2 separate regions of the Mus musculus genome follow, and region 2 is linked to region 1. A link is a loop called in an ENCODE intact Hi-C map of the cell type or tissue named here. Cell type or tissue: heart. All regions are shown on one strand. Each heading gives the region's core, and the rest is flanking DNA. Links, peaks and the distances in the headings are about the cores only.

Region 1 (15,455 bases), core at 3,925-11,924:
TTTTGTTTTCATGAATGGCTGTGCACCACGTGCATACCTACTGCCCTTGAGGCTGAAGAGGGCATCGAATCCCCTTGAACTGGAGAGTGTGAGTCACCATGAGAGTGCTAGAAATTGAACTCAGGTCCTCTGAAAGAGCAGCCAGACATCTCCCCAGGCCCCTTTTCTGTGGCTTCTGAATTGGAGCTACAAGGAGAAGTGCTTCTACCAATTGGATGTTAGGGTTTTAGCTATACAGTTGTGAAGCCATTGTTCCCCGTACACATAGAGAAGAGAAGAATTGGCATACAAACACAGAGATAAAGGGACAGAGGACCTTCGGGTACACAAGACCTTTGGGTACAGGGGACCTTAGGTACTAGAGTTCTTATTTTTTGCCTAATGGCCAACCACTTGTCAGCCTGTCTACCTGTCAGATGGACAAGAAACAAAAAGACCACCTAAAACAGAAGGAAATATCACACACACACACACACACACACACACACACACACACACACACACACACCACCTCAAAGCTCAAGTGGTTCTAGGTAGAAGGGTGGCTCTGTTCATGACATTGCCCAATGATTTTTTTCTATCTGTGGCTCCCTCCAGATATTATCATCATTTACAGAATCCATCCTGGCTTCCCAGAACTTTGTTTTCCCTAAATTTGTGAAGATGCAGAGAGTGTGTGGGCTCTGACGGCTTCCTTTAAAGATGTGAAGTGTAAGTTATATACGTAACTTTTTTTCCACATGAGTTTCACCAAGGTTTAGGCATCTGGCCCCACATAGCTGGTGAAACTATAGCTGGTGGCCATGTGCCCTGTCAATGTCCAGAGATGGTTCTTAACTAAAAGGAAGAAGGGGGAAGTGGAGACAGAGACAAATTATAGTCCCAACCATACAATAGTCCCACAGACAAAATCTTTATAAGTCTTGACTTTATAGTTTGTGTAAAGAATCAGGTAGTATGGAGAGATGGCGCAGCAGTTAAGAGCACTGACTGTTCTTCTGAAGGTTCTGAGTTCAAATCCCAGCAACCACATGGTGGCTCACAACCATCCTTAATGAGATCTGATGCCCTCTTCTGGTGTGTCTGGAAACAGCTACAGTGTACCTACATATAATAAATTAAAGCAAATCTTTTAAAAAAAGGACAATCAGGTAACGAATCTTTTGGCTTTTGGTGCCATATACTGTCTGAGTTACATATTATTCTTTGTTTTTTACAACGCAATTAACATGTAATGCAACATCCACACAAAGTCAGACTGTGTACTGTGTGTACATATGGAATCTAACCTGCCAACCCTTAAGTTATGTAAACTACAGTTTAAAAAATCTCTAGTCTTTTTTAGTTAAATACAACTTTTACTTCAACATGCATGCATATGTATGTGCGCATCACAGCATACATGCAGAAGTCAGAGGGCAACTTGCAGGGGTCAGTTCTATTCCTCCAACATGTGGGTCCTAGGGATTCAACTCAGGTCCCCAAGCTTGGCCAAAAATATTTTTTACCTTCTAAGCTATGAGCCATCTTGCTGACCCAACCTCAGAGGTTTAAACCTCCACATGAACTAGCAGAGGATTGTAATAGAGATTTAGTTAGGTCTGGAAGGGAGTTGGGGAGACTTGTGTTCTAACTGGAAAGACTTAATGTTGTAAATAAAATGTGAGGACCAGGAAAGTGGCTCAGGGGTCAAGGGCACTTGTTGCTCTTGTAGAGGACCTCGGTTCAGTTCCCAGCACCAACATATTGGCTTACAAGCATCCATATCTCTAGAGCCAGGGGAACTAACACTGTCTTCTGGCATCCATGTGCACCAGGCATGCATATGTACATGTAGGTAAAACACTCATACATATAAAATAAAGACAAGTAACTTTTTTATTTAAAAAAGAAAGAAATGAGAAATTCTGTGTTCATATTTTCTTAGGTCGGAGAATGTGTTGATGAACAGAAATTAAGGGGAGATTTAGGCACAGAGCTGCATCTGTGACAAAGGAAGAGTGCATTCACCCATTTGTCTTGTTAGTGTGAGTTGGTCTGCTGTCACTTACAGGCAAAATGACTTTGGGAAGCCACAAGTCCACTAGTAGATAAAGTAGTGTTTGTCCTGCCTATGCAGAGGTGACTGGGAAGAACCATGAATTTTACAGCCTGAGTCAGGCTGCCGGCTTTTCTGGCGTGTTCCCTACCCAGAAGGCATCTGGTTCTATCTTTGAGAGTTTGATGGGCCCCAGTCCCTTTTGGTTAGCTTGTGACCTTGGTTAGAATCTATTGGGCTCACCAATGTGGGCCATGAAATAGGGCCATTGGTACCCAGAAGCAGTGAAGAGCTCATTCTTAGGGCAGCTGTGACATATACACCCGAATTCCTGGAGCCATAGATGCAACGCTTCACAATTTGTGCTCTGTGGTAGAAATTTAGCTGTGGTGCCAGGCCCCAAAATCTCCTTCACCCCAACTGCTCAGTGGTTCTATGGTCTCCCCCATAACCAGGGAAATCTTTCCCACTTAGCCTGTTTTCTGTTGTTTATGGCTAAGACGCCTACAGACAGGCACAGGAAACTGCTCTGCCCTGAATCTCTTTCCTGATGTGTCCCTAGAAGCCACATGCTCTTCTCTCCAGCACTTCTAACTCTACTGTCAGGGACAGCTGACAGGTGACTTTGGTACAGCTCCACCCCAGGATCAGAGAGATATCTGGCTGGGCTGAAATCACAGGCCTTCTGAACTGTAGAACAGGGAGCGTGTGCTGTCTCCTAGGGCCACCGGTTTGGGGAAGGATGGAGAGATAATGTCTCAGATTTTGCTCAGTGAGTTCTTGAAGGCAAAGGCTTGGGGCAGGAAAGCTAGCAGGTTCCTAGGGACTGTGGAGAGAATGGGTACCTCCCAGAATCCAGCAAAATCTGGTTCTAAGGAAATGCCTTGATTGGGGAACAGAAGGATGGAGGCCAGTGCTGGCCAGCTGAGGGGGAGGGAAGGCAAGAGAAGGGAGAGAGAGAGGAAACAGTATCTGGTACCCACACCAGCCAGTGGCTTCAGTGACAGAGAATTCTCAGCACAAGCCATAGAGTTGGATGATGCCTGTGGCCATTAATAATGTCATCAGGACATTGAACCAGTCCTGCATCCCCTACCTTTTGGCTAATTGGGTGAACACATGGTATGAAGTTGGGACCATTGCTATTAGACATTTTAATCTTTGACCAGCCAGATACACTTGAGCTGACCTTTGTTCAACCTTCCAAAACCCTGCTCCCTTTATTTATACAAGCTAGGATGTTCCAGAAGGTCCCAACAGAGACTCATATGGATGATTTAAAGTCATCTGTATTGCCAAAAATGATGGATCTTGTACCAATCCATCTTCCTCTCCCTCCCTCCCTCTAGGATCTCATTTATAGCCCAGGCTGGCCTCAAACTCACAATCACCAATCACCTATCTCAGATTCCTGAATACTGGAAGCACAGGCATGCATCACCTTTTGGTATCAGGCTTCACCTTGTTCTCTGGGCATGTTCTATGAACAGCGGGAAGCAGTGCTTGGGCTTGCTAATAAATGCAGCTCATTCTTTTCCGATGCTGAACCCTCTCTTTGGATGGGAAACATTCCATTCCAAGCTTTCACACATTCTCAGTGGGGTCCCCTCTCCAGGGGGTTCCTGGGTAGCATGTAAGTGCAGCAGGCATGCTGCCCATATTCCCGTAAGATTGTGTGTTTACAGAGCTAGAGAGATGGCTCAACAGTTAAGCACACTGACAGCTTCCAAAGATCCTCAGTTCAAATCCCAGCAACCACATGGTGGCTCACAACCATCTGTAATGAGATCTGATGCCCTCTTCTGGTGTCTGAAGACAGCAACAGTGTACTTACATATATAATAATAAATAAATCTTTTTTAAAAAAAGATTGTGTGTTCACGTTTTCACTGAAAGCTGGTTTTATTCTGTGACCTTTTATTCTGTGAGAACAAATCTTTATGTAATCTCATGCTAGTGTTATTTTTATGACACTACAATTTTTTTTAAAAAAAGATTTCTTTATCTTATGTATGTGTGTTTTGCCTGCACACGTGTGTGCGCCATGTGCTTGCCTGGTGTCTACAGAGGCCAGAAGATGGTGCCAGATCCCCTGGAACTGGCGTGGTAGACAGTTGTGAGCCATCATATTGGTGCTGGGAACCAGTGTCCTCTGCAAAAGCATTGTGCTTTCACCTGCTGAAAGATCTCTTCAGCTTTCAACACACACTGAAATTCCATAAACCCCCAAATTACCCTAAGAAAAGTAAAGGACAAAGGGCTGGTGGGTAGATCGAGCCTGGGGAGGCAGCTGAGATGAACAGCTGGAACATTTGGGTCTCAATTTCCTAAGCTTTGTTGGCTTAGGTGTGTCTGTCAAGGAATAGTGGGACTTAGGGAATGACTCAAGGATATGACTCCAGGTGCCCACATCTAGGTGTCACCCCCAGCAATGGCCTAACTGAATAACTGTCCCTGTAAATGACTGCTGCTGAAGGTCTGATAGGTTTTATATTTATGTGGAAGAGCTGGGATTCAAACCCAGCCTACTGGGGCCAAAGCTATCCTCACTGAAATCTTCCCTGGGGTAAGGTAGGGGGCATGTGGGGTTTGTTTGAATCTGGAGATTCTAGAAAAGGCATCGGTCTCTAAGCAGAGCCTATGGGCAGCTGAGATTCTAGTCCCACCCCCTGTGATCTAACAGATGCCCTAGAAACCATGTGGAGTTCTATAGGCACTGGGCATCCCTACATCCCAGTCCCTGACCAGAGGGAACAGGCAGTACAGCATTGGGAAGAATGGATAAACATGGTGAGTGGGGCTAGAAAGGGTGTGGACCAAGATAGGACCACTTGACCCATCTCAAGCAACCAGCCCACCACCATGGTGATGCTAGAAAAATTAAACTTTTCCCAGTCTCCCATCTGTGCTTCTACAATCCTCAGCTTTCTCCTCCCTAAATATTCTTGTCTTCCTCCATCAGTTCTCCTATCTTTGCTTGTTCGGACCTCTCTCTGTCTCCTCTGGCCTGCATGCTAAGGATCTTTTTCAGAGGGGGGTGGGCAAGACAGGCATGGTAGTACTCAGGAGCAGAGGCAGGTGGATCTCTGTGAGTTTGAGGCTAGCCTGGTCTACATAATGAGTTTACAGGACAGCCAGAGCTACAAAAAAAAAAAAAAAAAAAAAAAAAACCCAAACAATTAAGAAAATTCCACTCCCAAAAACAAAAATAAAAACAAAACAAAACAAAACAAAATTAGAGTGGAGGGGGTTTAGATAGGACTCAGATTGTAGCCCAGGCTGGCCTGGAATCTATTACATAGCACAGGATGCTAGCCTGAGCTCTCAGCAATCCTCCTGCTGCAGCCTTTCTTGTGCTGAGTCCATTAGCATGAGCCACCACCTATTTGTGCAATGATTGTTTGTTTGTTTTTGTTTTTTGAGACAGGGTTTTTCTGTGTAGCTCTGGCTGTCCTGGAACTCACTCTGTAGACCAGGCTGGCCTTGAACTCAGAAATCCACCTGCCTCTGCCTCCTGAGTGCTGGAATTAAAGGCGTGTGCAACCACTGCCCAGCTTCTGCAAAGATTCTTAAAGTCCCCTGTCCTGTTGGAGGGAACATGCTACAATACAGACTGCGCATGCGTGGCTCCACATTACTGACAATCCGCTCCAAGCCCTAACCTCCTTTCCAACTCTATTCCCTATTCCACTTCTTCCCCAAAATGTCTCCCAGCACCTCTTTCGGCTGTGTTAGGTTTGGACTTCACTACCAATACTCTTGATCACATTTAGAGACCTTCTCCGAGGCCCGCCCCCTCACCCCTAAGAAAGGTGCCGGAATGAAGCAGCACCATGAAAAGCAAGTTGAACACATGGTACCTAGCGGCCAGTTGGCTGTCTTCTTGCTATGACAAATCCCTGACAGAAGCAGCTTAAAGAAGGAAACAGTTAGTCTGGCTCGCCACCGTTGAGGGTGCAGTCTATTGTGATGGCAAAATCCTGGTGGCAACGCCAGAGGTCATATGGCATCTGCACGCAGGACACAGGGCATCTTGCTTTCTCCTTTGTACTCAGCCCCAGACTCCAGCCCGTGGGATGATGTCATTCATAGTCACGATGGGTCTTCCCACATCACTTAAACCAACCCAGAAACTCCTTCACAAAAACTCTTAGGGGTTTTTTTTGTTTGTTTGTTTGTTTTTTGTTTTTTGTTTTTTTTTTTTTGGCAATTTTTAACTATTACAATCACACACACACACACACACACACACACACGCCTTCTTGCCCATTACTATTATTCTGCTCAATTCTCAACTTGGGAAACGGATGGATGGGTCTATGGATATTTTCCTGGATCTTTCCAGGGCAAAGCCCAAACCCTCCTCCACCCCCGTGCTCCCTTCTTTGCACTATAAATCTAGCTGTCCCGGGGCTGCTTGTGTGCTAGAGGAATATCTGCTGAGGGAATGATGAATACCTCCCAGGAAGGCCTGCTTATTTTCTGTGTCAGCTGAAGGACTTGCCTCAGGCCCTCATCTATTACAAGAAGTTGCTTGTGAGCTGACAAAAGTGTTGGGTAGAGGGTTGGTGTGGCCGAAACCCACTTGCAATTGGTCAAGTCTGAGATCTGTTTTTGGTTTAGTCAGCTATGCCTGTCCACCCCACCTCCAGTGATACTGGGCTTCCTGCCACCAGGGAAAGCCACACTTAGAAACAAACATACTCAGGAGGCTCTTTGTGAGTTCGAGGCCAGCCTGGTCTATATAGTGAGTTTCCTCTTCAGCTAGAACAACATAGTGAGACTGTATTAATAATTATTAATAATACACAACTAATTCATTTAAAAAACAACCCATAAATGACCACCTATTGAAATGGCAATTGGTTTATTAATGTTGGGTAACCCTCCTCCTTCCGGGTTGGCAATATATGTTCGTTGATTGCTTGCCCAACGCCAAGCAGGAAACTGCTTTACCCACATACTAAAGTCAGCCTCACAGACACTCTTGAGGTAGATGCGACTTTTCCCGCTTCAGAGACGGGGGTGGGGGTGTGGGGGTGGGGGGGGTGGCGGGGGGTGGCGCGGGGGAGAATGGAGCTTGATGGAAGCCAGGTGACTTGCTTGGAATCCTTAGCAAGGACGCTCAAGAGGGTGGGAACTCGGCAGCAGTCCGGGAATCTGGGACTCCGAAGCCCTTTCGCAAGTAACAGCCGGCAGGAGGCATCTCCCCCCCCCCCCCCACCGTTCCGTCCCGTCCGTCCGTCGTCGTCTTCCCCCCCCCCCCCCCCCGCAAGCAGCCAGGGCAGCAGGCTGCATTGACCCTGTCCCCGCCTACAGGCGTGAAGACTCCTTTGTGGAGGAAGGAGGTGGAGGATCCCGAGGCCAGGGAGGAGGATCTGGAGGACGATTCATCGTCGTCCTCGTCTTCGTCGTCGGTGGAAGAGAGGTCAGACCCCGAGAGCGCGACCGAGACGGAGGAGGACTCCCGAGACGCGGAAGAGCGCGAGGCCCGCTCTGTGTCCTACAGTCCGCTGCGCCAGGAGTCCAGCAGCCAGCAGGTGGCGCTGCTGCGACGCTCAGACAGCAGCTTCTGGGGTTGGCTTAGCCCGTTCGCTCTGCTGGGTGGCCTGGCGGCCCCGGCAGACAGGTGAGACGGAAAGAACCTGGGACCGAGCCTTAGGGAGGAGGGTCTCCGGGTTCTGAGCACTCACGTCCCCGGCCCGCAGGAAGCGGGGTGCCCCGGAGGAACCGTGCGTGTTGGAGACGCGGCGGCGGCCACCGCGCCGGGGTGGCTGTGCGCGCTGTGAGATTCTTTTCTGCAAGAAATGCAAGACTCTGCACAGCCACCCGGCCTACGTGGAGCACTGTATTCTTGAGCACCCTGACCTGGGTAAGGCAGAGGCCACCGGCAACTCTGAGCTCATTGACTCCCAGCCTCCGAGCCCGCAATGCTCCAAACTCTTCTATCTCTAGTGAGTTCCACAGAACTGTCCCTTCAAGCCGCCATCCTTAGCGCCTCCTACCGGTGAGAAGGCCCACCGTCGGTTCACGGTTCCATCTGTTGTCTTGCGGAACTATAGAAGAAACTAGGCACTCCTCCCCAGACAGTACCCAGCACCTACAGCCCTCCTGACCCTCACGCCTTCAACACAACCTTGCCTGCATCGTTTTCAGGTCCTCTGGCCTCTCTCCGGCTTACCCTGGAGAAAGATAGCCTCGGGGTGTCCTTAGCCCTCTTAATAAATTGCCTCTTTCCTTCTAATCAGCAATAAAGTCTCCAATCAGAGTCGCTTGAGGTGGAATAGAGTGATAAAGATGAGACTCTCCTTTCTCTCCCGCTGGGTACAACCCAGACAGCAGTGGGCTAGCAGGGAGGTTCCTCCATGTTTTCCCTGGGACAGGGCAGTACAAAGCACTTGCATCCAAGGGCAGTCAAAGGCCATTCTGTCCACTGCACAGAGAAGAAAGGAGGGCGCGTGGCCAGCAATGCCTCTGGGGAACTTCGGGCTGCTCTCTTGCCGGATTCTCCCCTCCCTGAGAGCTGGCTGTTGGTGGTCATTGTGCGTGTGTGTGTGTGTGCACTGGTAGGTGGAGAGGGAGGAGAGAGGGCTGGAGATCCAGATGCTAAAATTAATACTGAGACAGGCTGAGACAAAAGGGGAAGGCAGGGGGCTGGTTCCTTCTCCAGGAATCCCAGCTATTCTTGCTAGACTGCATGAGCTTCGGAATGCTGGCTGTGTGGCCTTGGAGAACGGGGCCATTGCGGGCAAACGGGCTTCACGCAGCCTGAAGATCGCAATGGAGGCTACATCTTGAGCGGACCCCCAAGGGCCCTCTTTCATCTTCCTGATGCTCAAGATGTCCAACTTGGAGGCAAATGGGGTGAAAATGTCCTGAATTTTGAAGAGAGGTTCACCCTGTCTCTCCATGATAACCATACACAGCTGGGTTGGATGTAAGTGCATGGTCCTTGTGTCTCCAGCACCCAGTACCCATGTGCTTCTATTGAGAAGGGTAGACAATTCTATCTAGGGAAGTCTGCTGCACCTCTACGTTGACCAGCTGGGGGGTGCTTCTTCATTAGCCCAGACAACAAGTCGGGCTCAGGAGGAACACATTCCCTCCTGCTCTGCATCCTGAACCAAAAGAGAGCCTCTGACAGTGGGGATCCTCGAGGCTTCACTACATCCCAGCTTGCTGAGGGTAGGAGCTGGGGTGAAGTCTCTGATGAAATAGCAGGTGATTCCCCAAGAACTGAGCCTGAAAGGCACTGAAAGGGAGGGTCCTGCAGATACAGTCTCCAACCTCAGCTGAGTTTTGCATCTTCCTGGGACTCAGCACTGTGGGCATGGGACATCTTCACCAGAACCTTCATCTTCACCACCTTCCCACATACACACACTAGTGGGAAGGAAAAAGGTCTTTGAGGGAAAAGGCTATGGGAACCCTAGTTCTCTTTCCATCCCGGAGAACAAATGCTGATTGATTTCCTGCTTGGAGTCCTTACTGCTCAAGAGGTTCTTGCAAAGTCCAGGGGCTTCCTAGACAGGACCCACCTCTCAGGAGGCAGCAACCACGGTTCATTCAGTGATGGGGAGCCTTCAGAACAGGGCACCTCCTGAGTTGGCATTCCAACAGCCCATCCAGGACAGCTCGGTAGCCCAGCGACCGGAGCTGGTCACCCGCAGTTTGGCTTGATCCAAATGCCAATAGTGGTCATCTCTGAAGAAGATAATGGAGCCATCCGGCCTTGGCAGGGCGCCGCTGACCTCCTCGGGGACACCGGCCCAGTCTCGCAGGCTGCGGGGATAGTAGGGCTCCACTTGCATCCCTCCTTGAGCTAGCACGTAGTAGCGGGAACCCTTGAAGAGGACTAGGCGGCGCAGAGGCGGGAAGAAGAGAGCTGCGTCCGGGTGTCGGGGTAGACCACCTGCCCGGCAGAGCTGTGCGAACCCCCACACGGACTTCGTGCCCTGGAACCTCCAACAACGATTCCCTGTGGGGCATTGAGAACCATAGTGAGCTGGAGGCGTTCACTCATTGGCTCTCCACCCCATCTCTCTCACCCTGGTCCCTACTCCTTTCTATTCGGAGACCTAGACAGTCTCCTTGGAGCCAGTTGTAGTTTATACATCGCTCAGCAGATGTCAGCAGAGAGCAGAGAATACTCAATGAACCCAATCCCGGGCTGGGGAAGGTAGGAGGAGGTTGAGGATGGGGTATGGAATGGAAGATTGGGAAAGCTTGAACTTTTCTTCAGTCTCCAACTACTAATAATTCCCTGAGGGAAAAGGTGTTTGTTCCCGGTCCTTCCTTCTCCCTGTTCCTAGGACACAAGGAACTCAGCGTTGGTTGAAGGAATGGATGCGGCTCATAACAGTACTACCACGTCCAGTCCACCCTTCAGTCGTTGCATGTTATCCGGCTTCCTCATCACACCTGAGTATTACACTCCCTATCCAAGAGTATTACACTCCCTATCACAAGTTCCAAAAGCTAAGTGACATGCCAACCTCACACTGCCAGGGTGCCAGAGTGCCAGGGTGCCAGGGCAGACGCGGCCAGACTTTCTGCTGATGCAGACTGGAGAGCAGCAGTCCCCCCACCCCCCGCTACAATCTCTACACGGAACACCCTGGACACTGGATGCTCCCCATTCCATCTCTGAAAGGAGTCTTTCTGGGCCACAGGTTTAACTTGAGGTGGCAAGTTCACCAGGGACTCATTGTTGGGGACCTTCCCCCTCCTTTCTCCTCAGGCAGGATACCCACCCACCACGTCTTAATCTTAGCTGACTCAAGGCTGGTACCTTTAAAGAAGTAGAAGTCTCCATCTTCCAAAGACACTGCAGCAGCCTCAATACCAGGTGGCAGTCCTGGCCATCTTTTCTGTAGTGGACGAGGCTCTGAAACATTGCCATCAACTGTGACTTCCCAGAAGTAACTCCCTTTGAAGACATACAGTCGCCATTGCCCATCTATCCCGAGATAAGAGACATGAGGAAAGGCTACTGGCCTCCTGATGATTTGGGGGGGGGAGGGGCTGCCCTAAACCCAGTTTCCCAGACAAGCGGAAGGTAGCATGCAGGGGGCGTGGAGAGGGCGTGGCTGAGGGAAGCGGGAGTTCTTTGCTGGGCCTGAGTGGTTTTAGGATTTCTATATCCTAGATCTCCCCATTCCTCACACCTTGTAATTCAGCTCTGGACCCCTGGAGATGTGGAGGACAGAAGACAGACACCAGGCATGGCTGGGACCATCTTACCTACAGTGATGGCATCAAAGGAAGAGTGGCAGTATTTAGGACCTCTGGTTTCCGGGCGTCTGCTCTGGGAGTTGTGGGGGTCCCAGGCCTCAAAGTCAGTGAACACCTTTCCGGGGAGTTGGGTGGCTACTGAGCGTCCCAGAGGCTTTCCTTACGATCCAAGAAGGGCGAGAGAGGACATGGGTAGGAGCATATGGGAAAGGGGGGTGGGGTGGGGGGGGGTGGGGTCAAGACCCTTCCTTCTGCTCCGCCTATGATCTGAGACAGGCTGAAGGAAAGAGTAAGGGGTATGTGTAGCCCTGGTTGTTGGTTTTATCCAAGTGCGCAACTATCCCCAGAAATCTCTCCCACTCAACAGCCCAGGAAAGAGTGACCTTCTGAGATAATGTGAGAGTGGGAGACCGAAGGGTTTTGAGCTAAGGGCAGAGGTTTGTTCTTATGGATGGCTTGGACCTGATGGAGAGAGAAAGCAGGACTCGCGGATATTCAGATTTCAAGGGAGCCTTAGGGGCTTCAGGATAAGGAAGGACCGGGAGCAAGGAACTGAAGAGGGGTGGAGGTGGGGATATCCTATTTGAGGAGCCAGAGTCTGAAGACCCCAGAGGCTCACCGTACAGGCTCTGCACCGCCAGCACATCGTCCCAGCTGAGCAAGGCGTCGCGGCCCAGCTTCTTGTAGTAGGGCGCCATAAGCGCCCGTGGCGCGGGCGAGTGCGTGAGACCGAGCGTGTGGCCGATTTCGTGCGCCAGCACCACGAACAAGTTGCGCCCACGGCGGCGGCTCAGAGACCAGCGCTCGTCTCCGTCGAAATGCGCTTCGCCCCGCCGGGGCAGAAAGGCGTGTGCCAGGGCACCCCCTGAGAATAATGTGGAGGGTCCGGGTGAGCCAAGACCCAGAACTCCCTCCCTCAGGCATCAACTCCAACGTTGTGGGTGTGGTCTACTAGTTTCCATCTGGGTTGCGGGCAGGTGAGCAAGTGACTAAACATCAGAGAGAGGAAGTACACGGTAGATTCCGCTAGGGGCCAAACTGCTTGAGTTCCAGTACTAGATTTACTTTTTACTGTGTGACGTTGGACAGATAGCTTAACCTCTCTGATAAGATTCCTGATCTGAAGCTGGACCGTTGGTGGCGCACACCTTTAATCCCAGCACTTGGGAGGCAGAGGCAGGCGGATTTCTGAGTTCGAGGCTTCCTAACCTTGGCACTTGGTGTGTTCTGTTCGGGAATCTGCAGATTTAACAATGTGCTTCTATGTGTGGAGTTCAAGGCCAGCAGGGGCTACATTGGAGAGACTCTGGATTTTTTTTTGTTTGTTTGTTTGGTTGGTTGGTTTTTTAATTGTTTTAAGTGTGTCAGATGTGCCATGTGGGGATCAGAGGACAAACTGGGGAACTCAATTCTCATCTTCTACCGTGTGGATCCCAGGGATCAAACTTAGGTCTGCAAGCTTGGCAGCAAGGACAAGCACCTTCACCCATACCCATGAGTCATACCACCACCAGCCTTTATTTGGACAGGGTCTTATTACGCTGTGTGTGTGTGTGTGTGTGTGTGTAAATGCATGTATGTTGCATGTATGCTCACGTATGTATGCAAGCCAGAGGCTGATGCTGGGATTCTTGTCTCAGTCACTTTTTTAACTTAATCCCCCCTCCCTTTTTTTGTTTTTGTTTTTGTTTTGTTTTGGTTTTTTGTTTTTTGTGACAGGGTTTCTCTGTATAGCCCTGGCTGTCCTGGAACTCACTTTGTAGACCAGGCTGGCCTCGAACTAAAAAATCCACCTGCCTCTGCCTCCCGAGCACTGGGATTAAAGGCGTGAGCTTTTAGGGCTTCTTTTCTTTTCTTTCTTTTTTTAAAATCTTTTGAGACAATGTCTTTATACAGCTCTGGGTTGCCTGGAGCTCAGAGCTCTTCCAGTCCCTGCCTCCCAAGAGCTAGAATTAAAGGTAGGGAGGGGTCCCTACATCCTCCCATTAAAATTTCTAATTGATTGTATTTTGTCTGCATATGTGTCTGTGTGTACCACGTGTGCCTGTTGCCCTCAGAAGCCAAGAGGGTGTGGGATTACCTGGAACCGGTGTTATGATTGTGAGCCACTGTGAATGAGCCAAAGTCAGGTTTTTCAAAGAAGCTGCTGGCACTTGTAAACACTGAGCCACCTCTCCAGCCCCTTCCACTATCATATCATTGTTATTATCAATTTCAAGACAGGGGCCTTGCACTGAACCTGAAGCTTGCCATTCTGTGAGCCCCCAAGGTTTTCCTGTCTCCATCCCCCAGTTGCTGGGGTTACGTGCGTGCTGAGAATCTGAACCCAGGTCCTCACACTTGCACAGCATGGAACCGTCTCCCCAGTTTCATGACCACCGTAATGCCAGGGTTCCAGGTGTGTGCCACCACGCCTGGCTGATATATCTAGTTTCCTGTAAACATGTGTCTTCCCCCTGCCAGGACTCCTCTAGGCCTCTCACCCTGCCCATTGTAGTGGTGAGCAGAGACAGTCAGCTCTTCAGTGATTGTCACAGGTATGTCTGGGTCCCCGCAGAAATAACTAGATGTGGCTTCTAGGTCGTGGCCCTCATATACACCTTCAAATGAGGCAGGTGACCCTGACAGAGGTTAGCAAATGGTACTGTGACAATGTTAGCTCATCAAGAGTCCTTTCAGCATCGCCTTCTAGGAGCCCAGGTCGGCAGGGACTGACAAGGGCAGGAGGAACATCAGCTGTGTCCAGCACTGCTCAGCCTGCTCAGCTCTCACCGAGGAGCGCAAATAGCGCATAGCCAGATTCGGAAGGCCAGTGCGGAGCAGAATGGGAGAATGGCTCACACTGCAGAGGAAGCCTTCCGGCTGGGGACAAATGGACCCGGCTGTGGCTATGATCTCTGAAGCACTTCTGTGAATGTAGGGTAAAGGCTCCTGGTTATCAGGGGACAGGGGAGGAAGGGGCTGATGGGGGACTCGGGATATCTTATGAAAGCCGACTCTGGAGAACAGCAGAAGCACAGGCCTGTCTAGAAGCAGGAATTGACAGGATTCCTGAATGTTCTCCAAGAACCCAGCATACTCTAGAGTCAGCAAAGTGCTTTCTACACCAAACCTTATCTGGCTGTCCTTTCAGCCATGAGGTACACCGTGGGCAGGGCCTGTTGTTCTTATTTTACAGATGAAGTGATAGGTGGTCCTTTTGGAGGAGAACCTGTTTTGGCTGTGCTTTCAAGAATGGAAACTCCACTGCCACCCTCAGGCTGCCTTTCCTAGGCAAGCAACCCCCTTGCTGTGTGGAAGAAGGCTTTGGGACAGCACCTGGGCCATCGAAGGCGTTGGCCAGCCCATCATTGTGGTCTCCTTGGAAGAAGGTGAGGCGGATGTCGGCAGGGCCCGTGGCTGGGGCTTCCCAGAACTCCAGTGCTGACACATTACTCCACAGCTGGAAGGCAGCGCGCACGGCCCCTCGAACAGCTGGCTCGGGCAGGCGCTCAGGCCAGTTCACCAGGCGGTAGGAAAGATGCTGCTTGTACCATTTGTTACCTGCCACCCAGAAAGGCCATGTGAGTCATACGGGCTGCAGAGGCTGGTCCCCACAGGCCCAGTAGGATAGGTTGGCCCTGCCCCAGGGAGACCTTTTATCTGATAGGGAGCACTCAGCTCTTGCCTTGAGCAGCCAGCCTCCCATTTGATAGGCAGAAAGATATGTCACTGCTGAAGGGAGCTCTCGCCCTGGGCAGACCACCCTTCCCCAGGAGCATCTCCAATTTATTGGCCTGGGAGGTCTGCTGATAGAGATGTCGCTTCTTCCAGGAAAAGGCCCCCTTCAAGGATCAGTCTGAACTCCTGGTGTCCGGTCTCACTCTTTTCCACAGCCTAGGCTGAGTCTGAGGAAGCTACACGCCTCTTGCTGACTGACAGTCACTCTGTGAGGCCCAACCTCAGTGTCCGGATGGAGAGACAGTAGGGGTCACTGAGGTCACAGCTGTGCCTGCCTCAGGCGCTCTATCCACCCTCACAGTCTCCTGCCACCTCCCAGAGGCTCCACTCTGGACTTGCCAGAATCTAGGGCCGGCAGCTGGCCAACAACCAAAAGAAAAAAAACCAACAAAAAACCCCCATATATGCAAGTTCCTTGACCTCCTTCCCCGCTTCTCCGGGGACTCTGGAGAGCTCCCGAGTT
Region 2 (15,455 bases), core at 3,745-11,744, 110 kb after region 1:
AATTGTGATCTCAGGAAACGGAGGAAACCACAGTAGTCAGAAGGTGAGTCTCTGCCCTTTCCCCTGCCTTCTCCTCTGATGAAAAAGGGCAGACCCTCATTCCAGAGGAGCTTCTCGCAGACCCAGAGGCCAAGAAGAACCAGCACACACAGCTTTAAGTCTGTGCTTGTCTCATTTGTGACTTCCTACAGCATGGGCTTTTGTCCCTTACTGGGACTTCTGCATGCTGTCCACGAAAACATAATTTTCCCTAGTTTTTATTCTGAAGGCTCTAGGTCATATAGCAGTTAGATTAAATATATTTACATTCTCTTGTTTTTTTTCTAAACCATACCATCTCTGTAATATTTTATTACTATTTTATGTGTAGGTATCTTGCCTCCGTGTATGTCTCTGGATCGTGTAAGTGCTGGGAATTGAACCATGATCCTCTAGAAGAATTGCCAGTGTTCTTAACTGCGGAGCCCATCTCTCCAGCCTCTGCTTTTGTTATGTTAATTTACCTTTTTGCAGTAGACTCTGGGCTGCAAGCTTTGCAGTACACAAGTGTGTTAGTTAGTTTGATGCCAACTTGACACAAGTTAGAGTTATCTGAGAAGAAAGATTCTCAGTCGAGAAAATGCCTCCATAGACTGGCCTGTAGGCAAGTCTGTTGGAGTATATTGCCTTGATTAATAATTGATGTGAGAGAGGAGGACATCCCCAGGCACGCCACCACTGGGCAGGTGGTCATGACCTGTTCTAAGAAAACAGCTGAAGGGCTAGAGAGATAGGTAAGTGGTAAGAGCCCTGGCTGGGCTTCCAGAGAACCCAGGCTTAAGTCCCAGGGCTCATCTCATAACCACCTGCAACTCCAGTTGCCAGGCACCAGGCAAGCACACAGTGCACAGACATACATGCACGCAGACAAAACACCCATACACAGAAAATGAATAATAAATAAATAAATAATATTTTTAAAAAGAAAGAAATCAGGCTGAGCAAGCACAAAGAGCTAGCTGGTACCAGCACCCCTGAGAGGCCCCCAGGTCCTGCCCTGACTTCCCCCAGTGATGGAGTGTGACCTGGGAATTGTAAGTTGAAATGCAGCTTTACGCTGGTGTTTCTCTGTTGATTAGGTATTCTGATACAGAGATATGCCCCCCGCCCCCCGTGTATAGAGTTTCTCTTGTCTAGCTGTGAATTTCTCTTACAAAAGGGTCCTTTTCTTGTCCACCTGTGCCTGCTGTTCCCCAAAATAATAACAACAAGGTAATCCTTGTGCCAAAGAGGTCTGTTTGGGATAGCATCCCCTGGAGTGATATGTCCTGCAGCCTGTTTATCTGTATTGAAACTTCACTCCACAAGCTTGTCATCTAGGGACTATTTTCAAGATTGGGGACAGTGAAACTGAGAACATAACAGATTTTCCCAGAACGTAACAGATTTCCCTGTGGTAAATAGATCAGGGTTCCAATTTATCACGCCTCTCAGCAACTGACTAGTACATCCACTCTTTTCACTTGTGATTCAAGACTCAGCCATGACTCTTGGTTTGGTCAATCGGCTAGTTAAGTACATGCACAGACGAGACTGCATCTCTCAGTGTCTCTGTTAGCACCACAGAAAGGTAGGCCTTGGCTGGCCTGCTGGTCTTCAGCACACTAGCTCTTTTGGCCACGATTAGTAGAGCTCAGGTCAGGTTTAGAGGGTGCGACCTGGGGTCAAGTGAGATGAATCCTTTTGTACACTGGGGGTTTGCAGTTGCTAGCCTTTATGTCCTGAGTGATGGGGCTGGGATTTGAACTGAGGTTTGTGTGATACGCACTCTTGTGCTGTACACCAGTGCCTTGTGGGAGATGTGTGCGAAGGCAGCACATAGCTCTCTGGCTTCCATCCTTGCCTGTGCTGTGTTTCGTGACTTCTGTGTGTAACCCACCTGAAGAACATTGATACTGGAGTCTGACGTGGGGGGGGGGGTGATTGGCAGTGGGGCAGGCTACTCAGCATTTGTTTTCCTGGATGAGCAATGCATTAAAGCCCAGTCTATATTTTTAAATCACTCAAGCAGGTCTATGGTAGGCTTCAGAAGTAAGAGTGGTTTTTCACAGTTATTTATTTGTATAGCACAGCATGTGGAAGTCAGAGGATAATTTTCAAAAGTTGATTTCTCTCCTTCCATCATGAGAGCTCTAGGGATGGAACTCAGGTTGTTAGGCCTGGGGGCAAGCGTTTCAACCCCCTGGGCCATCTCACTGGCTGGGCTTTTGTTTCTTACAGCTTTATAGTTCCTCCCTGGTGATGCCCTTATCTCTGTTGCTTGAGGTTGGGTCTCACTTCCTGTTGAGTCATTTTGGATCTTATCTTGGACAAGTGAGTATGGGGGTGACTCTGTGAGTATGGTGGTGACTCTGGAGATTCTACCGCACTGCTCTGATGAGTTTCTGTCTTTGTCTCACCAGACCACAAGCTCGGGTTCAAACTGCACCCTGTCGTGGATAGCGGCTCAGATCTTGGTCTATTTCTTTCGCTGCCAAATGCTTTCAGTCTAACTGAAGTTTGTTTGGTTCAAGCCAGAAGCTTAGACTAAGTGTGTACAAAGAATTTGGGATTTCCCCTCTGTTGGCTTCTCTTTTCTGTGGTTCCCCTCTATTCTCCAGTGGTGACTGTTGCTCCAGGTTCCTTCCTTTGGGCCACTGTCCAGAAATACCACATAGTTTCTACTAAGGTTTTAACGAATTATATCTACCCTCAATGGCAGCTTTAATTGATGTCACATTACTAGAGATTTTTAAGGTCAAAGCCTGGATCCCGGTTACCCCAACAAGCTCTCAAGACACCCGGCTAAAGAGGCAAGCCATTCAACAAAGCAGAGCTCATGGAGGCTCACAGAGACTGAAGCAGCGATCGTGGAGCTTGCGTGGCTCTTCTGCACTAGGTCCTCTACATATATGATACGTGGCTGTTAGCTCGGTGTTGTTGTGGGACCCCTAGCAATGGGAGTGGGGTGTCTCTGACACTCTCATCTCTCACTCTTGGGACCCTTTCCTCCTATTGGGCTGTCTCACCCAGCCCTTACATGAGGGGTCATGCCTGGACTTACTGTGTCTTTTAGGCCATGTTCAGAGGATATTCCAGGAGGTCTGCTCTTTCCTAAAGAGAACTAGAAGAGGAGTGGAGTTAGGGGAGAGGGGAGGTGGAGTTAGGGAGAGAGGAAGGAGTGGAGAGAAGGGAAACTGTGGTCGGGATGTATTGAAAGCAAAACAGAGAGAGAGAGAGAGAGAGAGAGAGAGAGAGAGAGAGAGAGAGAGAGAGAGAGAGAGAGAGAGAGTCATAATGAAAAGCAGAGAAAAGCTGGACGTGGTGGCGCACGCCTTTAATCCCAGCACTCAGGAGGCAGAGGCAGGCGAATTTCTGAGTTCGAGGCCAGCCTGGTCTACAAAGTGAGTTCCAGGACAGCCAGGGCTATACAGAGAGACCCTGTCTCGAAACCCCCCCCCCCCCCCCACAAAAAAAAAAACCAACAACAACCTACTCTCTTAGTTAGGTTTTTACTGCTGTAAAGAGACACCATGACAGGGCAACTCTTATAAAGAACATTTAATTAGGGTTTAATTGAATTAGGGCTGGCTTACTGGTTCTAAGTTTCCATTATCATCATGACATGAAGCATGGCAGCATCCAGGCAGGCATGGTGCTGGAGGAGCTGAGAGTTCTACATCTTGTTCTGAAGGCAAACAGAAGACTGGCTCCCACGTCGCTAGGAGGAGGGTCTCCAAGCCTACCCGCACCGTGGCACACTTTCTCCAACAATACCACACCCACTCTAACAAGGCCACACCACCTAATACTGCCACTCCCTAGGCCAAACATATTCAAGCCACCACACCTGCCAAGTCGTCCTAACTCAGGGTTTCCCCTTTTCCCTTTATGAACTGTCATTTACCTATGGGCTACTTCTGTCTCCTCTTTAGCCAGAGGCAGTCATTTGGCCCTCTGGGGCAAATACCCCTTCCCTCCTCTCCCTTGTTCTTTTCCCCTTCTCCCTTATTCTCTATCTCATGTCCTTGTCTCTTATTCCCTGCCCTCTGTCCCTCTGAGGTAAATAAATCTCCTTTGTGCTGAGGACTTGGTCTCGGTGTTCCTGTGCTGACTCCGATCCTTTCACTGTTTGCATGTTGTCCAGCTGTGATCTTGCGCGCGCTTGACTGGCCAGGAAGAACGACGCTGCAACAGGATCCTTCCGCACACGTTTATTGGGAGAGCTTGATTGCAGAGGCAAAGAGACCCCAAGCCCAGAACTGGTGCTGCTTATATATGCCTAGGAGAGGCGTGTCTCACATCTGATTGGTTAACTTGTCTCTCATCTGATTGGTTAACTTTGGTTAATTCTCAAAACCTCATCTTGGCAAAAGAACCTTTACTGCCTGTGTATGTGTGGTGGCCAGCAGTAGCCAACTGCCACTCTGTAACTGCCACTCTGTAACTGCCACTCTGTAACTGCCCCTCTGTAACTGCCACTCTGTAACTGCCACTCTGTAACTGCCACTCTGCAATGGCTTCCCACACTGTGAGCCTCTGTTTTAATTACCATCTACTTCCAGAAGCCTCTCTGAGGAGTTGAGTGGCGCGCTAATCTATGGCTATAGCAATATGTCATTAGGGCTCGTTTTATGACTATGTTTATTTAACAGAGTAGTAGTAGTAGTAGGTTTTTCCCATGGCCTATCTTGTCTCAGGTCCTTAGCCTCAGAGCCAGAAGAGGGGAAGCTCCCAGATGAGTATCAATTCGATTTCTCCACGTTCTGTAATGTAAGGATGTGGTATCCTCAGCCATGGTGCCTTAGTGTTGTAAAGAATAACCAAGCTTGTAATGTTGGGGGAGTCTATGGGACTCCTAGGGCAAACTACTCAAAAAGATGTAACCCATTCCTGCCACTGCTGCCACTGGGGTTTTTAGTTTGGTAGCATGTGATGCCTCGTTGGGGTATTATCTCTCCTATTACACGGTATCTTCACTTACAACTCTTTATATATATGTATTTATTTTAGGAAGATACTACGGCAGTGATTTTCATGTGGGCTTTCAAAAGGTCTTTAGTGTTAGTTTTCCCTGATGTTAAGATAAAAGCATGACGAAATAGGAAACAAGACTTTAAATTACTGTCATTAATTTTTTCCAATTTTTATTAGGTATTTACTTCATTTACATTTCAAATGCTATCCTGAAAGTCCCCTATACCCTCCCACCACCCCCTCCCCTACCCACCCACTCCCACTTCTTGGTCCTGGTGTTTCCCCTGTACTGAGGCATATAAAGTTTGCAAGATCAAGGGGCCTCTCTTCCCAATGATGACCGACTAGGCCATCTTCTGCTACATATGCAGCTAGAGACACAAGCTCTGTGGGTACTGGTTAGTTCATATTGTTGTTCCACCTATAGGGTTGCAGACCCCTTCAGCTCCTTGGGTACTTTCTCTAGCTCCTCCATTGGGGGCCCTGTGTTCCATCCAATAGCTGACTGTGAGCATCCACTTCTGTGTTTGCCAGGCACTGGCATAGCCTCACAAGAGACAGCTATATCAGGGTCCTTTCAGCAAAATCTCGCTGGCATATGCAATAATGTCTGCATTTGGTGGCTGATTATAGGATGGACCCCCGGTTGGATTAGTCTCTGGATGGTCCATCTTTTCGTCTCAACTCCAAACTTTGTCTCTGTATTTCCTTCCATGGGTGTTTTGTTTCCAATTCTAAGAAGGGGTGAAGTGTCCACACTGTGGTCTTCGTTCTTCTTCAGTTTCATGTGTTTTGCAAATTGTATCTTGGGTATTCTAAGTTTCTGGGCTAATATCCACTGATCAGTGAGTGCATATCATGTGAATTCTTTTGTGATTGGGTTACCTCACTCAGGATGATACCCTCCAGATCCATCCATTTGCCTAAGAATTTCATAAATTCATTGTTTTTAATAGCTGAGTAGCGCTCCATTGTGTAAATGTACCACATTTTCTGTATCCATTCCTCTGTTGAGGGACATCTGGATTCATTCCAGCTTCTGGCTATTTTAAATAAGGCTGCTATGAACATAGTGGATCATGTGTTCTTATCACCAGTTAGAACATCTGGATATATGCCCAGGAGAGGTATTGCGGGATCCTCCGGTAGTACTATGTCCAATTTTCTGAGGAACTGCCAGACTGATTTCCAGAGTGGTTGTACAAGCTTGCAATCCCACCAACAATGGAGGAATGTTCCTGTTTCTCCACATCCTTGCCAGCATCTGCTGTCACCTGAATTTTTGATCCTAGCCATTCTGACTGATATGAAGTGGAATCTCAGGGTTGTTTTGATTTGCATTTCCCTGATGCAAGGATGTTGAACTTTTTTTTTTTTTCAGGTGCTTCTCAGCCATTCAATATTCCTCAGTTGAGAATTCTTTGTTTAGCTCTGTGCCCCATTTTCTAATGGGGTTATTTGGTTTTCTGGAGTCCATCTTCTTGAGTTCTTTATATATATTGGATATTAGTCCCCTATCTGATTTAGGATAGGTAAAGATCTTTCCCCAATCTGTTGGTGGCCTTTTTTGTCTTATTGACAGTGTCTTTTGCCTTACAGAAGCCTTGCAATTTTATGAGGTCCCATTTGTCAATTCTTGATCTTACAGCACAAGCCATTGCTGTTCTATTCAGGAATTTTTCCCCTGTGCCCATATCTTCGAGGCTTTTCCCCACTTTCTCCTCTATAAGTTTCACTGTCTCTGGTTTTATATGGAGTTCCTTAATCCACTTAGATTTGACCTTAGTACAAGGAGATAAGAATGGATCATTTCGCATTCTTCTACAGGATAACCGCCAGGTGTGCCAGCACCATTTATTGAAAATGTTGTCTTCTTTACACTGGATGGTTTTAGCTCCCTTGTCAAAGATTAAGTGACCATAGGTGTGTGGGTTCATTTCTGAGTCTTTAATTCTATTCCATTGGTCTACCTATCTGTTGCTATACCAGTACCATGCAGGGTTTCTTTTGTTTTGTTTTGTTTTGTTTTTTTGCTTGTTTGTTTGTTTTTTTATCACAATTGCTCTGTAGTACAGCTTTAGGTCAGGCGTGGTGATTCCACCAGAGATTCTTTTATCATTGAGAAAAGTTTTTGCTATCCTAGGTTTTTTGTTATTCCAGATGAATTTGCAAATCTGTCATTAAAATTTTATACAAAATTTTATAAAAGTAGGTCAACGAAACACAGACACACACAGACACACAGACACATGCACAGACACACACACAGACACACAGACACATGCACAGACACACACACAGACACACACACACAGACACACAGACACACACAGACACACAGACACATGCACAGACACACACACATAGACACACACAGACACACAGACACATGCACAGACACACACACACACAGACACACAGACACATGCACAGACACACACACACACAGACACACAGACACATGCACAGACACACACACACAGACACACAGACACACAGACACATGCACAGACACACACACAGACACACACAGACACACAGACACATGCACAGACACACACACACAGACACACAGACACATGCACAGACACACACACACAGACACACACAGACACACAGACACACACAGACACACAGACACATGCACAGACACACACAGACACACAGACACATGCACAGACACACACACAGACACACACAGACACACAGACACATGCACAGACACACACACATACACACACAGACACACAGACACATGCACAGACACACACACAGACACACACAGACACACAGACACACACAGACACACAGACACATGCACAGACACACACACATACACACACAGACACACACACATGCACAGACACACACACAGACACACACAGACACACAGACACACACAGACACACAGACACATGCACAGACACACACACATACACACACAGACACACACACATGCACAGACACACACACAGACACACACAGACACACAGACACACACAGACACACAGACACATGCACAGACACACACACACACACATGCACAGACACACACACAGACACACACAGACACACAGACACACACAGACACACAGACACATGCACAGACACACACACACACACAGACACACACACACACACACAGAGAGAGAGAGAGGCATTACTGCACACCTGCTCACTTCGTTGTACACCTCTGGGCCAGAAATCTAATCCAGGGAGACTGGTGAATCCAACCCTTAATTGGGTCCTACTAACATCACACTTCTTGAAGGGTCTGTCCTATCTGATGGTACAAAGCTGTCCTCTTGCACCCTCAGTCAGTCTCACTGTTTCATGGGTGTGTATGGTCTCTCTGCATGCATCACTGTTTCATGGACGCTGATGCCTATCATCTCTCTATGCATGCAAGGGTAAAATCTATCAGAGCAAGGTTTGATCTCCGCGTGTGTCCTCAGTCTAGGCCAAAACCCTCAGTTCCCCAAAGAGGAGAGAAGTCGGGGGAGAGGAGAGAAGATGCAGGTTCCATAGTTACTGGACATACAGACAACACGTGTTCTGTAACACGTGTTTTCATTTCAGCTTTTAACCACTAGATGGCAATATCCACCTATATTTCCAGGATTAAGTCAGTCCAATTTCCCCCAGGATTGTTAGTCCTAAATTAGCTACAAATCTTTCCCATCCTCCAGGACACAACTTAAAATACTTGTAGTCATACATCTAGGCCCTGACCCCTGGCTTGCAGCCCAAATGCCTCTATGACAGTGACTGCCATGTTCCACCCCCAAGCTTTGTGTAAATTTCACGACAGATGTTTTGTGAGGCCTGCCAGATACCCAGGGCCTTGACTAGAAAGCTGTCAGAATGAAAAGAAACGACTTGTCCAGCTAAGGAAGCCGGGCAGCTGGTTCCGCTGCCTTAAATCGTGCATCAAATGCAATGGATTCACTTCCCTCGTGCATCTAGGAATGGGGGCAGGTTATGCTTTGTCCTTAGAAGAACTGGGAAAATTGCCACTCAAATATCCTGTGCTCTGTGGTGCACAAGAGAAACCCCATGTTTGGGGTACAGAGGTAAAAACTCCTGTGGTAGTCAGGGAGGGTCAAGTTCTGAGTGTGCATTCAGAGCACAGGGCGTGTGCTGTTCATGGCATTAATTCTTTCTCATCAACTTCTCTGCTGTCATAGCCAGTGTGTGAACCACAAAGCATCTTGCCTCTGCCTTCCCTTACCTGGGAGTACTACTGTCTAGGCTGCCTTCGCACATGTGAACCAGTCCTATTCTTCAGAAACCTGCCGCTTTGTTTTGCAGCCCTGCCCCCTGAAACCGAGAGAGGTCGAGTACTTCATGCATCAGTACACATGCATGCTCTACGTCCTCACATCGTTAAAAATCCTCCCTGAGCACAGGGTGGTCCTCGAGCCTGCGATGCTAACACTCTAAAGGCTGAGTGAGGCAGGAGGACCACTGGGCTGTGTAGCAACCGTCTATCTCAAAAACCCAAACTCAAACCAACATCCTCCCTGGGACCCCCATGGGCTCTGGCTCCTGCTTCATTTCATAAAACCATCTTAGTGTTGGTTCTAATGCTGGCCCAACTTCCACAGTCCCATTCTTTTTCCTGCCCTTTTGACTGGGCTCCTGTCAGCACTGCCGTTGAATCTTCACTCGTCAAGGTCACCTCCGAGCTTCCAGTCACTTTCAATGACCATCTCTCTCTTCTTCCATATGTCATGGCAACACCCATGAGAGTCTAAGGTTCTGTGCCTCCCACCACCCCTCCTTTGGCTTCCAGATCACCATACTCTCCTGATACGCTTGTCTCCCTGGCTACTCTGTCCTTGTGCTGTCCCCACTCTCTACCACAGCTCCTGGGTCTTGTACTCATGATACATCCCCTTTCTTCAAAGAGAAAGAAAGAAGAGTCAAGCTGTTCCCTAGCTCCGCAGAACCATGTAGCTCGCTCTCTACTCAACACACTGACGTCATCAGAAAGCCATTTTGAAATTAACACTGTCTAGATGGCTTTCCCCTCATTTCTGTAAATGACACCAACACTCACCTAGTTGCTTAAGCCCGAGTCTTTCTCAGTGCACGTTTCTAGTTGTGCCCCTCAGCCATTTCCCTACTTTGTTCACACTCTTCTATGTCATCTGTGCCCCTCTGGTTCAAGCCACCAGCATCTGTAGCCTGGATTGCTGCAGGGGTCTCCTAACTGGTCTCCAGGGACCTCATCAATCCATCTCTGCATGACGGTCAGTGCTGCTTTAGGGATGTATATCAGGTGATATACTTTTGGTACGGCTTTGATGACGGCTTTCCATCATGCCGGAGATGAGTTACTCTTTACTCTCACTCCCAAGCTCCACCATGCCTGCCTTTGCTCGCCTCAGTGCTCAGGCTGCTGCTTCCCACCATGCCCTACTCACCTCACCAAGTTAATATTCCTGCCCCAGGGCCTTTGCACTGTCTCCAGCTATTACCCTCAACTCATTTAGCCCTTAGGTTAAGGTCATCTCCTCAGGAAGGCCTTTGTTATGAAGTTAGCCAATCACATCCCTGGTTTTTGGGACCTGTTTGCAAGGTTCATTTCCCCAGTTCTAGATTCCAGAGCTTCCACACAATGTCTGTCAGTCTTCAAGGACTGGCACCACAGCTCTCAGTTTCTAACTCGTGGCTCTGGGTGCTGGCTGTGTCTCAGATCATGTGGTGCTGGATGTGAGTTATCTCCTGTCTCCTTCCCCTGGGGACCTCTGAGGGTCCCAGGGAGCAGGGTGTCCTTGCTGGTCAGTCCACAGCCTCCAGTTTCTCCCTTGGTCTTTTTACTCCCCTTTAGGTCATAGGGGCTGATGGCTTCTTCTCTTGCTCTAATCAGGGACCCTTCTTCTGAAGTCCCTGCCCTAGTCTATACCACATCCTGGGAGGGGAGCTTCTTGTCTTAAGTGTGGTCACCAATGTGTTTTTTCGACAGGGTTTGTTTCACCCATGGGAATCTTGTTTTAGTTTTTAAGATGAAGGAAGTGTTTTCTATTTGTTTGTAATGCTCTCTGCAGACTTGTGAGGGTCACAGCATCTCAGTGCTGCTCTTGTGAGGGTCACAGCATCTCAGTGCTGCTCTTGTGTGGGTCACAGCATCTCGGTGATGCTCTTGTGTGGGTCACAGCATCTCAGTGATGCTCTTGTGTGGGTCACAGCATCTCAGTGATGCTCTTGTGTGGGTCACAGCATCTCGGTGATGCTCTTGTGAGGGTCACAGCATCTCGGTGATGCTCTTGTGAGGGTCTCAGCATCTCAGTGATGCTCTTGTGTGGGTCACAGCATCTCGGTGATGCTCTTGTGAGGGTCACAGCATCTCGGTGATGCTCTTGTGTGGGTCACAGCATCTCGGTGATGCTCTTGTGTGGGTCACAGCATCTCGGTGATGCTCTTGTGTGGGTCACAGCATCTCAGTGATGCTCTTGTGAGGGTCACAGCATCTCAGTGATGCTCTTGTGTGGGTCACAGCATCTCAGTGATGCTCTTGTGAGGGTCACAGCATCTCAGTGATGCTCTTGTGAGGGTCACAGCATCTCAGTGATGCTCTTGTGTGGGTCACAGCATCTCAGTGATGCTCTTGTGTGGGTCACAGCATCTCAGTGATGCTCTTGTGTGGGTCACAGCATCTCGGTGATGCTCTTGTGTGGGTCACAGCATCTCGGTGATGCTTCAGCTCCACTTTTCAGATGAGATCTTAAGGCCATTTCTAATTAATGCATGCTCTGGAGAGAATGAAAAGTTTCTTTCTTCTTCTTTTTTTCTTTTTGTTTCTCCTGCATTGCTTCTTCAAAGCCTTTGAGCAGGAATTGAGAAATAGCTGAGTGAAAAAAAGGGGCGAGTGGGGGGAGGCTGCAGAGATGGCTTAGGGGTTAAGAGCATTGACTGCTCTTCTGAAGATCCTGAGTTCAATTCCTAGCAACCACATGGTGGCTCACAGCCATCTGTAATGGGATCTGATGCCCACTTCTGGTGTGTCTGAAGACAGCTACAGTGTTCTCATATAAATAAAAATTAATTAAACTAAAAAAAAAGAAGAAGAAGAAGAAATAGCGGAGTGGAGACCAAGCCCCAGGCAGGGCACACCATGGGGCAGGAGGCCTTGGGCTCAAGCTCACATGTCTTTTTCCTTAGTCAGATGAACCTGTCTCTTTCATACTCAGAAGAGGTGCAGGTTTACATAGATTTGAGATTTCTTTTGTTTAAAATATGCTTGGAGGGCTGGAGAGATGGTTCAGTGGTTAAGAGCACTGACTGCTCCTCCAGAGGATCTTAGTTCAATTCTCAGCCTCCACTTGATGGCTCACAACCATTTGTAATGGGATCTCATGTCCTCTTTTGGTATGTAGGTGCACATGCAGACAAAACACCCATATACATAAAGCACATAAATAAATATGCTCTCAGAGTTGGAGGAGGATGGGGGTGGATATCAAGCAATATATATTCGAAATTCTTAAAGAATTAATTAAAAAATAATGTCCACAGTTCTAGGGTGAGCTGTACTGTGGTGGTTTCAGTGAGATAGATGTCCCCCATGAGTCTCGGGCATTTGGATACTTGGTCCCCAGTTCTTAGTGCTGTTTGGGGAAGTCAAGTAGGTGTGGCCTTACTAGAGGAAGTTTGTCACTGGTGGTGGGCTCTGAGGTTTCACAAGTCACATACCATTCCCTATTCTGTCCCTTTCTTGCTTGTGGCTCTAGATGTGATCTCTCTCTCTTGGCTGCTGCCTTGCTGCCTCCATTCGACAGTTACGGACGTTCTGGAACCAAAAGCCCCCCAATTAAACTCTTTCTTCTGCAATCACAGCAGTCTCCACGTTATATCACAGCAATAGGAAAGTAACCAATACGCCAATGTGCCAATGACTTATCGTATGTCCTTGCTCAGGTTTCTGCCTTCTTTGGGCCAGTTCCTTTCACAGTGAGAGAAAACTCCCTCCTGGCTGCCTTAGTTTCTTTTCTTGTTGCAGGATAAAATACTCAGACAAAAGAATTTACAAAGGTTCAGTCAATCACAGCAGGGAATTCAAGATGGCAGGAGCCTGAAGCAGCTGGTCACACCACATCAGGAAGCAGAGAGGGAGGAATGCAAGCTGCTGCCCAGCTCCCTTCTTCATCCATACAGGCCAGGAGCTCCTGCCTAGGGAATGGTACACACCCATAATCAAGTCTTTCCACATCAATTAAGCTGCTGCTGCTGCTGATGGTAAACCCCACATCAATTAAAGCAATTAAAAAAAATTTCCCAGATGATTCTAGATTTTGTCAAGTTGACAATGTACAGGATCTGTCCACTGACCTAGGGTCTGTGTCCCACAAGAAAATCACACTGAAATAATGAGGCCAGTTTGGCGAGCACTTACTATCTACTCTGTCTCTTCACATGGCTTCTTATTCCTTTCAGCTTTGAGAGGTAGGTCTAGTTTATACATGAGAAAACCGGCCTTAGAAGGACTTAGTATTTATCCAAAGCCTCATAGAAAGTTGCAGAGCTGGGATTTGAACCTGGATTTAGCTATGTGAGTTTGGAGCCAGTGATTTTAACTGATTTATATTGATTTGCTATTTTATGTGTATGGATGTTTTGCCTTCATCTATGTCTGGGTCCTATATGCATGCCTAAAGTTCACAGAGACCAGAGGGGTTGTTTGACTCCTCTGGGACTGAAGCCATCGTCCGGGTGTTGGGAGTTGAACCCACAACCTCTGGAAGAGCAACCAGTGCTCTTAACCCCTGAGCTGCTTCTCCAGCCCCTAAAGGCAGGAATTTATAAACCATGTGCCCTAAGTCCAGCTCTGGCAGTCGGTAGTTGGTCATGTGTGTACGCACACAGACTCTCCTCAGAAGGAAATGTGTGCTCAGTTGGACTCTCTGAGGGCCACTAACATTTGTAAAGGTATCCTTTGGGAAACTAGGCTGTCCAACCAAAATTTTCATGGTGCCAGAGAGGGGGCATGGGACCAGAAAGTGCTCTTTATGTTTTCCAGAGTGACTTTCTTACTTCCTTTCTGTCCCAACTTAAAGTCCTTTGTGTCTGTGCATTGCCTTCACTCACTTGGGGTCAATCCTTTGTGTCACACAAGAGTAGAAAAAAAAAAAAACAAACCAAGGAATATAGTTTTTATATTCTACTCCCTGCCAACTGGCCACCCATGCTTCACAAGGCTGGGAGTTGTGTATGATGTTTGCAATGGGTTTATGTGAGGTCTTTAGGTTGGCCAGGGCTTAAGTACCTTGTGTTTAGGAATGAAGAAGTGTGTGTTGAAAAGACTAGGAATAATTCTGTTCAAAACAAATGTAACCAGCCAAAGTCCTTCAGGTTGGGAGTTTCTGGCAAGTTTTATATTCTGTGCTGGGTGGGGATTTTCCTTTGTGTGTATAGACTCAATTAGGTCTTCAGGTTGATAGCTAACTTTGAGTTCCTTCAATGAGTGGGGGGAGGGAGGGAAGACAATACCATTTCAGTTCCAATCTGCCAATCATGGTCCCGTGCTTCCTGCTTCTGTTTCTTCATGGTCTACAGGGCTTTGAACCTTACTTCCCCGAGTCTGGCCCCAGTGCTGGCTGAGGGCTTTGGCACTTTTGGTTGCTTTGGCTGTATTCTTTCATATTCTCTTGGCCCCTGTGTCGATCTGGCCTCTGCCACTGACCCCTCATCCCAACTCCACAAATAAACAGCCAGGCCTGACTATATTGATTTTGTTGGTAACTCTGTAACTGTCAGGTTGCGAGCTGGAGGCAGGTGCTGGGATGATATCTAGCTATGACCCTTGAGGTTTGACAGAGCATAGGGCAGACAGACACATTTCTAGGACAAGATACCGGAGTTCACATCTCAGTGAGAGGCAAAAGCAGTCGGTGCTGGTCCCCAGTAGAGGGCTGAGGGTAGAGTCATCCACTTTACCTGCGTCTGCATCTCCACCTGGGTGTGGTAGACACCGATGTGCCATCACGTACACCAAGATGCTTTTGGTACAAATAGTGGAAGCTAAGATACACTGACTATGAGTAGTGTAAGAAAAAGGGGATTCTGCAGTCCTATTGATGAACAGACTGTAGAAGATACACACCATAGAGTATTTTCAGCTTTAGGAGAGAGGGGTGTTCTGATGAATGCTACAACATGGATGAGACTTGAAGCTGGGATACTGTATGAAATAAGGCAGTCACAAAAGGAAAAAAAATGCTACGCAAGTCCACTTGTGTGATGAACCTGGAACAGTGAGGTTCATGGTGACACAGTTACCAGGGCTCCGGAGGCAAGAATGGGGAATTGGTAATGACCAGGTACAGAGTCTCCGTGTAAGATGATGAGAAAATCCTGGGAGGAGTAGAAGTGATGGCTGCACAAACATGTGAATATACTGAACTACACAGGCAAAAAGAATTACAATATGGGTTGGAGAGATGATTCAGCAGTTAAGA

Evidence for each region. Peaks named below come from ENCODE experiments on the same cell type or tissue, not always from the same donor. Only the 100,000 strongest peaks of a DNase experiment are listed, where the experiment ranks them.
Region 2: it touches region 1 in a loop (8-fold over the local background); 4 of 42 quality-filtered maps call a loop at or near these places.

What each region holds. Positions count from the first base shown.
Region 1 is chr11:83,432,930-83,448,384 of GRCm38, forward strand. 1700020L24Rik (RIKEN cDNA 1700020L24 gene) reads left to right here and starts at 4,765. Exons shown (of 3, transcript NM_025492.3): 1 at 4,765-4,828; 2 at 7,358-7,667; 3 at 7,747-8,303. The coding sequence starts at 4,816. The coding sequence ends at 7,993. It overlaps Mmp28 (matrix metallopeptidase 28 (epilysin)), which reads right to left. Exons shown (of 8, transcript NM_001320300.1): 4 at 14,591-14,815; 5 at 11,892-12,137; 6 at 11,282-11,431; 7 at 10,830-10,997; 8 at 7,839-10,016. The coding sequence ends at 9,622. It overlaps Gm51913 (a long non-coding RNA gene), which reads left to right and starts at 11,407. Exons shown (of 2, transcript XR_003949748.1): 1 at 11,407-11,464; 2 at 14,451-15,455. In heart, for the core only: CTCF peaks have their summits at 7,568 (motif pointing right), 7,773, 8,052 (motif pointing left) and 10,157; DNase peaks (open chromatin) are centred at 7,592, 7,952, 8,492 and 10,072; H3K4me3 peaks cover 3,296 bases; H3K27ac peaks cover 2,413 bases; H3K27me3 peaks cover 2,948 bases.
Region 2 is chr11:83,547,954-83,563,408 of GRCm38, forward strand. No RefSeq gene overlaps it. Among named protein-coding and RNA genes, the nearest start is that of Ccl9, 23 kb to the right of the region's middle. In heart, for the core only: a CTCF peak has its summit at 8,578 (motif pointing right); a DNase peak (open chromatin) is centred at 8,759.